Regions from separate parts of the Homo sapiens genome. Here region 2 is linked to region 1. Evidence: chromatin contacts called from ENCODE Hi-C data. All regions are on one chromosome and are shown on one strand. The core of a region is the stretch at or near the end of the contact, and the rest is flanking DNA. Distances in the headings are between cores, read along the strand shown.

Region 1 (3,858 bases), core at 459-2,958:
GAGGCTGCAGAGGAGGCTGCGGCGGGCACAGGAGCCAGTCTCGGGCAGGTTCAGGGGCAGGAGAGAGGACAGCAGGAAAAAAGGGATTAAAACCCGGGCGGCCCTTAGAGGAACACACCTGCCAGCCCCGAAATCGAATTGCAGGGACAGACGGTGCTCAGGGGAACTGTACTGGGTGTCGGGGCAGGGAAAAAGCAGCCTCAGCTCTTCTCTAAAGATCTTGGAGGAATTTTATACCCAAACTATCCACATGTGAAAACCCGGACTGCTGGTGTGGATGACAGCCTCAGAGAAAAGCTCCGCTTGCTGTGGGGTTGGGGACCCAGCACCCACTCACCCCAAGGCAAAGGGAGCCAGCACAAGCCCAGGGTGCTCAGGTGCCTGGGCAGCCCATTCCCAGGGGAATGTGAATCAGGAGACAGATCTATCTGCATACACAGGAGCGGGGATCTCCATCAGCACCCCCAGGAAATCCACTCCGTCCTACCGCCCTCACACGGACGACACCCAAGAATCCTGAGACGTGTGAGCAGAGCAGCTGCATGGCAGAGAAGCAGAGGACTGACCCCAAGGAGACAGAAAGGGTGGGCATCAGAAGAGGGGTGCAAAACATCCACCACGCTCGCCAAGAGAGTCTGGAAGAACAGGGCGCTGAGGAGCATCAAAGAACAAGAAAACACTCTCAGAAACCAAGACTGTCACTGTGGAGACAAGCAACTCACAGGAAAGACTGGGAAATGAGGAGGAGGAAATCTCCCAGAACATGCAGGGGGAAAAGGAGGAAGGCCGCTGAGGCCTGCATCTCCTCAAGCCAGCTGGCATGTGGAGGTGGGTGGGGGAAGCCCACACGTCTAAGCGTGAGGGGCAGGCGCAGGCCCCGGCTCTGCAGGTTCCAAATGTTCTGCTGTGAGCAGAGGCAAGAGGCAGAGTGGAGCCGGCCCTGGAGAGGACCTATACACATGTACACAGCCTGAGTGCTGGCTACGGTGCCAGGCCGGTGGGGTAGGGCAAAGGAAGGGGCCCTGGGGCCACGTCTGGCGGGGCTTCAAGGAGGCAAGTCTGGTGATCCACGTGGACTGGCTTAGCTGGGTCAGGGACGGCCCCTGGGTGGCTGGTGGGAGGGCTGTGTTGGGCTGGCAGGTGTGGAGGGGCAGCCCCAGGCTGAGACGCAGGTGGCAGGAGCTGCTGGCTTCTGGGAGACCAGATAAAGTGGTTTGATGCTCAAGTTCAAGCTCCAACCTCCAGGCCAACATACGGGGAGTACCTAGAGTCATCATGGGGATGGCATCCCCAAACTTGGGAACAGGTGTTCCCACACAGAGCATTCAGGAAAGGGCACCATCCATCTGAACCATCCGGTCAGCCAAGGGGCAGCCCCTGGAGGACCTGGCCCAGCTCAGGACTTGGCCCGTGGTCAAGGATTCAGCGCCAGATGGTCGGGTTTTGCAAAACGATGCTACGGTTTTTACAACACTGTGTGTGTTGAAAGTAACCTAAAATAGTGCCTTTTGCGAAACTGTGTCATTCTTTCACTGAAAGCCTAAGATTTTTATTTTAGGAAGGTTTGAATGACACTAACTTACATTCAGCAAAAATGCTTTAACTCAACATCAATCTATTCAAAACTGCAGAGCAGTGCATAACGTGAGCCAACTTAAGTCCCAAACCGACTACGTAATTATTATTCAGCGGTACACTCTGAATCTGCTACTTCAAATTCAGTTTCCTCCTGATCCCTTACGTCCCTAACTACGGTGCTTTTGTGACTAGGTTTCCCCTTGGGGAGTTCAGAATTCAGGGTTTGTTCTCTCTTCTGTTTCCCTTCAAGCACCAAGCCAAGCCCAGGACTGTGCACCAAGGGAGCTTTCATCAGTGCTGCTGAAGGAGACGCCAGGGGCTCCAGGGGTGGGATTCAATGCCAGGCAGCACGGGCAGCTTGAGTGCCCACAAGCATCCGTGCATACTCCCACACATGCACACATTCACACACATACACAGACATCGCTCTCATATATACTCACATGCACACACACACTCATACATATGTACACACATATACTCTCATACACATATGTACATACATCATACATATGTGGACACCTGTACACACGTACACTTGCACATATACACACATACATGTACACAGAGACACAACACTCATACACATGTACATACTGTCATACACGTACATGTATGTGCACACGATACAGACATCCATCCACACATATATACATGCACTCACATGTACACACATGCAACACACACAGGTACACAGCACACACATATACACATGTACACACTCATATACATACTTGCACTGGTGGCTCACATACACACAGTAATGCAACCACATGCCTATGCACGTGTACCTACTCCCGTGCATGCACATACATATGTATGCACACTCACATGCGCATATGTACACACATACACACCCTCTCTGCACACATACACAGAATGATACACAGTGAGTCTCCACAGACCCAGATGCCCAAAGATCTCATGAAGCAGAGGTGACAGAAACCCCAACGTGTCACTGTCACGGGACACTTCACACGTGCATGAGATGTACATATGAAAGCGTCTCTGAAGTACAGCTGCTAGAATAAGAGTCCGTTGTGGTCCATTTATCGCCTGTTGAAGCCAAGTCAATTATTCACAGACAAGAAAAGCCACCAGGGTTAGCATGGGGAAACGGAAAATTGCCCCAAGCCATCTATTTTGAAAAGTGAGAGCCTGTGCTCGCACGGGGCTCCTGCCTCCTGAGACAGAACAGAGGAGGCGGGGAGCTCGGCCCAACAAGGACATGGGGAGTAAAGAGAAAGGGTGCCAGGAAAGCACCACGAAGCCATTGCTGCCCACAGCACCACATTCAGCCAGGTCACCTGCAGCCTGCTTCACACTACAGAACCCCCACTTTCTAGCTGTGGCTTCTCAACTCAGCAAAACTGAAAGCCTGACTTTGATTTGGCCTTGATTTACTTTGCTTGGTTATATATTTGATACCCAATTCCTATTTTATGGTTAAAACGTTTCAAAAACAAACCAAGATAAAGCATAAGAGAATTTTAAAAATCTAGAAAGGCTAAATGAAGAACTAAAGCCCGTGATGATCCTGTTGCCCCTAAAGAACCCAGGCTGCCCCAGGTCACCACTACCCAGCAAGCTGCTCAACGTCCACCCACTCAGCAGGGCCCAGAGTGAGGGACCCCCAACGCCCAGGCTGCCCTCTCCTATGACTGCACCATGTCTGCACGCAACGGTGCGGCAAACCCGGGACCCTAAGTGGCCGTCTTCCCCCTGCACCTAACTGCATGTCTGAGTGTGGCCCTGGGTATCAAGGAGAACCGAAGCTCAGGCAGATGTCAGCTCCCATCAGCCTCTTGGCCGTGAAAACTTTGCTGTACATACAGCCCACAGATCAGACACCTTCCAGAGAAAGGAGGGGCCTGGGCGTGCCCATTACACCTTTCGGAGGCCAGGCAGTGAATGCTTTAGGCTCTACAGCCACACGGCCTCTGTCCCAACCACTTGGCCCGGTTCCCCACCAATGCAGCCCTGAACATCACGCAGGCCAGCGGGCGTGCCCGTGCTCCAGTAAAACTTTACTTATAGTCAGGCAGCAGCCTCCAATTAACTACTAATATTCCTGTTTCTGAATAAAAGATTCAGGGAGCCCCTCCAGAATGATGAGAGATGTTAACAACACATGGAAGGGTTGTCAGAGCTGTGGTTATAGGACACGCGTGGTAACTTTTAAGATACTGAAAATATTTATCAAAGTATTTATGATATCTCAACATTTTCATTTGCTAATGGCAGATACTTTCAGTGAAAGCACAGCTTTAGGAATTTAAA
Region 2 (4,019 bases), core at 381-2,880, 4.3 Mb after region 1:
TAACTCTCATCCTACTTAAAATCATGACTGATCAGACAAACTCAAGTTGCATGAACTGGTCCTAGGGGTGGGAGAGGAATGGTGCACAGATGAAGAGGCAGGTAGGGTCAGACCCGAAGCAACGGGTGTGCTAGTCCCACTCTGTTGGGTCACCGAATCCCTCTTACAATACGGGTTTCATTGCAGAGCTTTCTGTAGATGAGTTTCTTGTATTGTTGCATAACAAGATCTTAAACCAGAAGGTGAAAAATCAGTTGTGACTGCAATAATGACTGCATTGCAAATCCAAGTAACTTTCATTACACAAATCTAAACTAATTCTGAATTTTCCGAAAGCAGAAGACTACGTTTTGTTATTTTACATTGGGAAAATTGTAATGTCCCCAGCCCGACAGAAATGCCCACTGATTCCTCCCAATATCATTAAAAAACATTTAAACTTATAAAGGAAAATTTGCAAAACATTTGTGCACGTTATAAAATGATCTTCAAGCCATCTACATAATTATTTAACAATTAATGAACTATTTGAGGCTTTGCTTGCAAAATACAATATCAGATAAAAATTATGTTTTGCTTTACACTGAAGGAACATACTGCTGCACCATGTAGATAAATCATAAGATAGTGTGTTAGTACTGTGCAATGGGTGCAGATAGCATTCACCAAGATAAGAAAAAAAGGCACCTCACATGATGTTATCCTACTGCTTGAAGAGTTCCTTGAGTGGGGCTGAGTATCGAAGTGGAGGAGATGGTCACAGGTATTTGCGTGGGGAGAAAGGCAGCAGGACTGAAAGGGCAGATCTGAGGGTTATTCATGTGCAAATCCAAAGATTTGCAGACTTTTAAAGTGTAGACAGAGGAAGAGGTTGAACAGAACTCAAAGATATACTCTAGTGATAAGAGTTTATGGTTCTTATTATAACCATAAACTCTTGTTTATGGTTGTGCCTGGAATTACCTTTTTTGAACGGGATGCTTCAATTTGTATTATGAATAATTATGCTATCTGCATGAACTAAATCTTTTAATTGATATACTTAATCCTTTAATGGATTTTTCTAGGCAGCGGTTAATTTTAATATTTAGTTAAGAAATTATCAGTCTTCTGTGGGTTAACTGTTTTTTTTTCTATCTCCTGGAAACTTTTATAAGTTTCTTTCTACCCCTGATATTCTTCAGTTTCATTATGACGTAACTAGATACAGACTTTGAAAGTTTACCCTGTTGCACATACACCCAGGAAACACCTGTGAAGTTATGTCTCTTTTTACTTCAGGGATATTCTAAGCCACTATCTCTTCAAATGTTGCCTGTTCACCATTCCATCTAACTCCAACTCCAGGTGAATGTCGGAGCTTCTCAATTTATCCTTACTCTTTTACGATCATTTTTATGTTTTCTTTGTTCTAAATTTCTCTGTAATTCAGGTTGAGTACTCTGGTGCTGTCTTTTGTTACAGGTATTTAGACAAGCATGAGCAGGCCAGGAAAGGGCCCTCCCTCATCCACTAGGAATGTCAGGTGATGGTTCGACAATGATCACTTTGCCTCTCTAAAAGTGATAAATTGTCAGCGTGTGCCAGGGAGAGGCCATTTACTGATACCCCACAGCTGTTGCAGTAAAGTGTTCATTGAATGCAGGCGCCTGGGAGAAGTAACTTCCTGGGCATGTGCATGAAGAGACAAAATGGCGGAGTATGACCCACTCGGGGCACTCCACAGGAAAAGGGAAGAAAGCCTCAGACCGGCATGTGCACAGCTTCTTAAACACACTGCCTGTGCTCACTTCCCAAGGCTAAGGAGGACACCGTGCATCTGGGAAATAATGCCCCCCCTGAGGGAAGAATCATGGGAAAGGGGCAAGCCTACAAAGTCCTGGGGTCAAGGTTAAACACTGCACCTGACCTCAGTGCCCACTTGGGACTCTTCCAAGCGTACTTTGTTTTCTTCCCTGTTCTAAAGCCTTTTTAAATAAACTTCCACTCCTGCTCTGAAACTTGTCCCGGTCTCCTCTTCTGCCTTATGCCCCTCAGTTGAATTCTTTCTTTTGAGGAGGCAAGAACTAAGGTTGCTGCAGAGCTCTACAGACTCACCGCCGGTTACTTGGATACCTTCCACTGGTAACATACTTGGGGCCATGAGACTTGGATATTTGCCACCACAACATTTTAATTCCCTAACACCTTATTCTTATTACACATTAATTACCCTGTTGAAATTTATTTTTTTATACTTTCTAACTGGCTCTTTAAATAGTCTCTTTCTACTTGGTTTGTGTTCGCTTTCTGTTCTATTGCTCTTATTTTGTCTCTTTGGATGCCACTCTCTCTTTTGGAAGACTGCTCTCTCACTTGCACTTTCTTTGGGATGAATGCTTTCTTTAGTGAGTTTGTGGAGCTCAGACTTCCATCACTGGGACTGTCTTTCTTCACGTGCTTTGGAATTTTAGTTTCCAGGCTTGTCTCAAGTTGTTTCATGTGTATGTTCACCTGTGCTTAATTTTCCCCTCCCTGTCTGCACACAGATATAATAGCACCCACTTATTTGCAGTTTCACTTCTGTGTTTTCAGTTACCTTTGGTCTGTGAACCCAAAATAACTCAGTCATATCTCAGTCAATTTAGAAAGTTTATTTTGCCAAGGTTAAGGACGCACCAGTGACTCAGCCTCAGGAGGTCCTGATAACATGTGTCCAAGGTGTTTGGGGTACAGCTTGCTTTTATACATTTTAGGGAGACATAATACATCAATCAATACATGTAAGATTTACACTGATTTGATCTGGAAGGGCGGGACAACTCGAAGGTGGGAGGGGGGACTTCCAGGTCGTAGATAGATGTAAGCATATTTTAATTGGCAATTGGTTGAAAGAGTTATTATCAGTAGAACAGAATGTCTGGGTTAAGATAAGGGGTTGTGGAGACCAAGGTTTTATCATGCAGATGAAGCCTCCAGGTAGCAGGCTTCAGAGAGAATAGGTTGTACATGTTTCTTATCAGACTTAAAGTCTGTGTTGATGTTCATGCTGGAAGGGTAGAATGAGGTTAGGTCCAACCCCCTCTTCCATCATGGCCTGAACTAGATTTTCAGGTTAACTCTGGAATGCCCTTGGCCAAGAGGAGAGGTCCACTCAGATGATTGGGGGCCTTAAAGTTTTATTTTTTGTTTATAGGTCTACGGTGGCCCAGAAATATTAAATAAAAAATTCCAGAAATAAACAATCATAAGTTTTAAATTCTTTCTGAATAGCATGATGAAATCTCTCACCATCCTTCTCATCCTGCCCAGGACAAAAATCCTCCCTATGTCCAGTGGATCCACACTGTCTACACTCCCTGCCTGGTAGTCACATAGCAGCCATCTCAGTTATCAGATTGACTGTTGTGGTATCACAGTCCTTATATTCAAGTCACCCTTGTTTTACTTAAGAACGGCCCCAAAATGCAAAGGTAGTGATGCTGGCATATTATCATAATTGTTGTATTATTAGTTATTGCTGTTAACTCTTTCTGTGCCTAGTTTATAAATTAAACTTTACCATAGGTACATATATAAGAGAAAACATAGTACATAGAAGGTTTGGTGCAACCTGTGGTTTCAGTGTTCACTGGGGGCTTTGGGACACATCTTCCTTGGAGAAAGGAGACTACAGTGCTACTAAGGCTTCAGGGGCCCATTAAGGCCTAGTTCAGAACTCGGTTCATATCAGCTCTTCAGCCCTGTCGCTGCAGGGACACACGATGGTAAGTGAGCCTCACTGGTCCCTGCTCACAGAGGTCTCCTCCAGTCTATGCTGCTCAGCAGGAATGGGTCTCCCATCTGATTCTGAGGTCTGAGTCTTGACTCTACTAAACACAGTGTGTTTGGGTCCCATTTCTGCTTCACAGGAATGCGTATCCCATTTTAGTGAGGTTATGCTCTTGTAATACATTTTTGTAAATTCACTACTCGTCTTTACCTGAAGTAGAACAAGGAGAATCCCATGGGGAAGGCACCTGACTCAATGTGTTTTTCTG

The links. Hi-C counts contacts between places; a loop is a spot of excess contacts on that map. Pooled maps may share reads with other maps.
Region 2: a loop to region 1 is called in a map with no recorded cell type, with 31 times the contacts of the local background. The contact joins two enhancer-like sites. A Hi-C loop is called at or near these places in 8 of 37 single-sample maps with no recorded cell type and 4 of 50 pooled maps.

Annotation. Positions count from the first base shown.
Region 1 is chr5:1,496,508-1,500,365 of GRCh38, forward strand. All of the region lies in intron 2 of LPCAT1 (lysophosphatidylcholine acyltransferase 1), which reads right to left. Among named protein-coding and RNA genes, the nearest start is that of MIR6075, 12 kb to the right of the region's middle. RefSeq lists an enhancer at 3,743-3,858. Within about 2 kb of position 1,709, at least 6 of the 41 ENCODE cell types and tissues checked have a DNase peak (open chromatin) inside an H3K27ac peak, as active enhancers do.
Region 2 is chr5:5,750,466-5,754,484 of GRCh38, forward strand. No RefSeq gene overlaps it. Among named protein-coding and RNA genes, the nearest start is that of ICE1, 330 kb to the left of the region's middle. RefSeq lists enhancers at 2,256-2,315, 2,466-2,605. Within about 2 kb of position 1,631, at least 3 of the 41 ENCODE cell types and tissues checked have a DNase peak (open chromatin) inside an H3K27ac peak, as active enhancers do.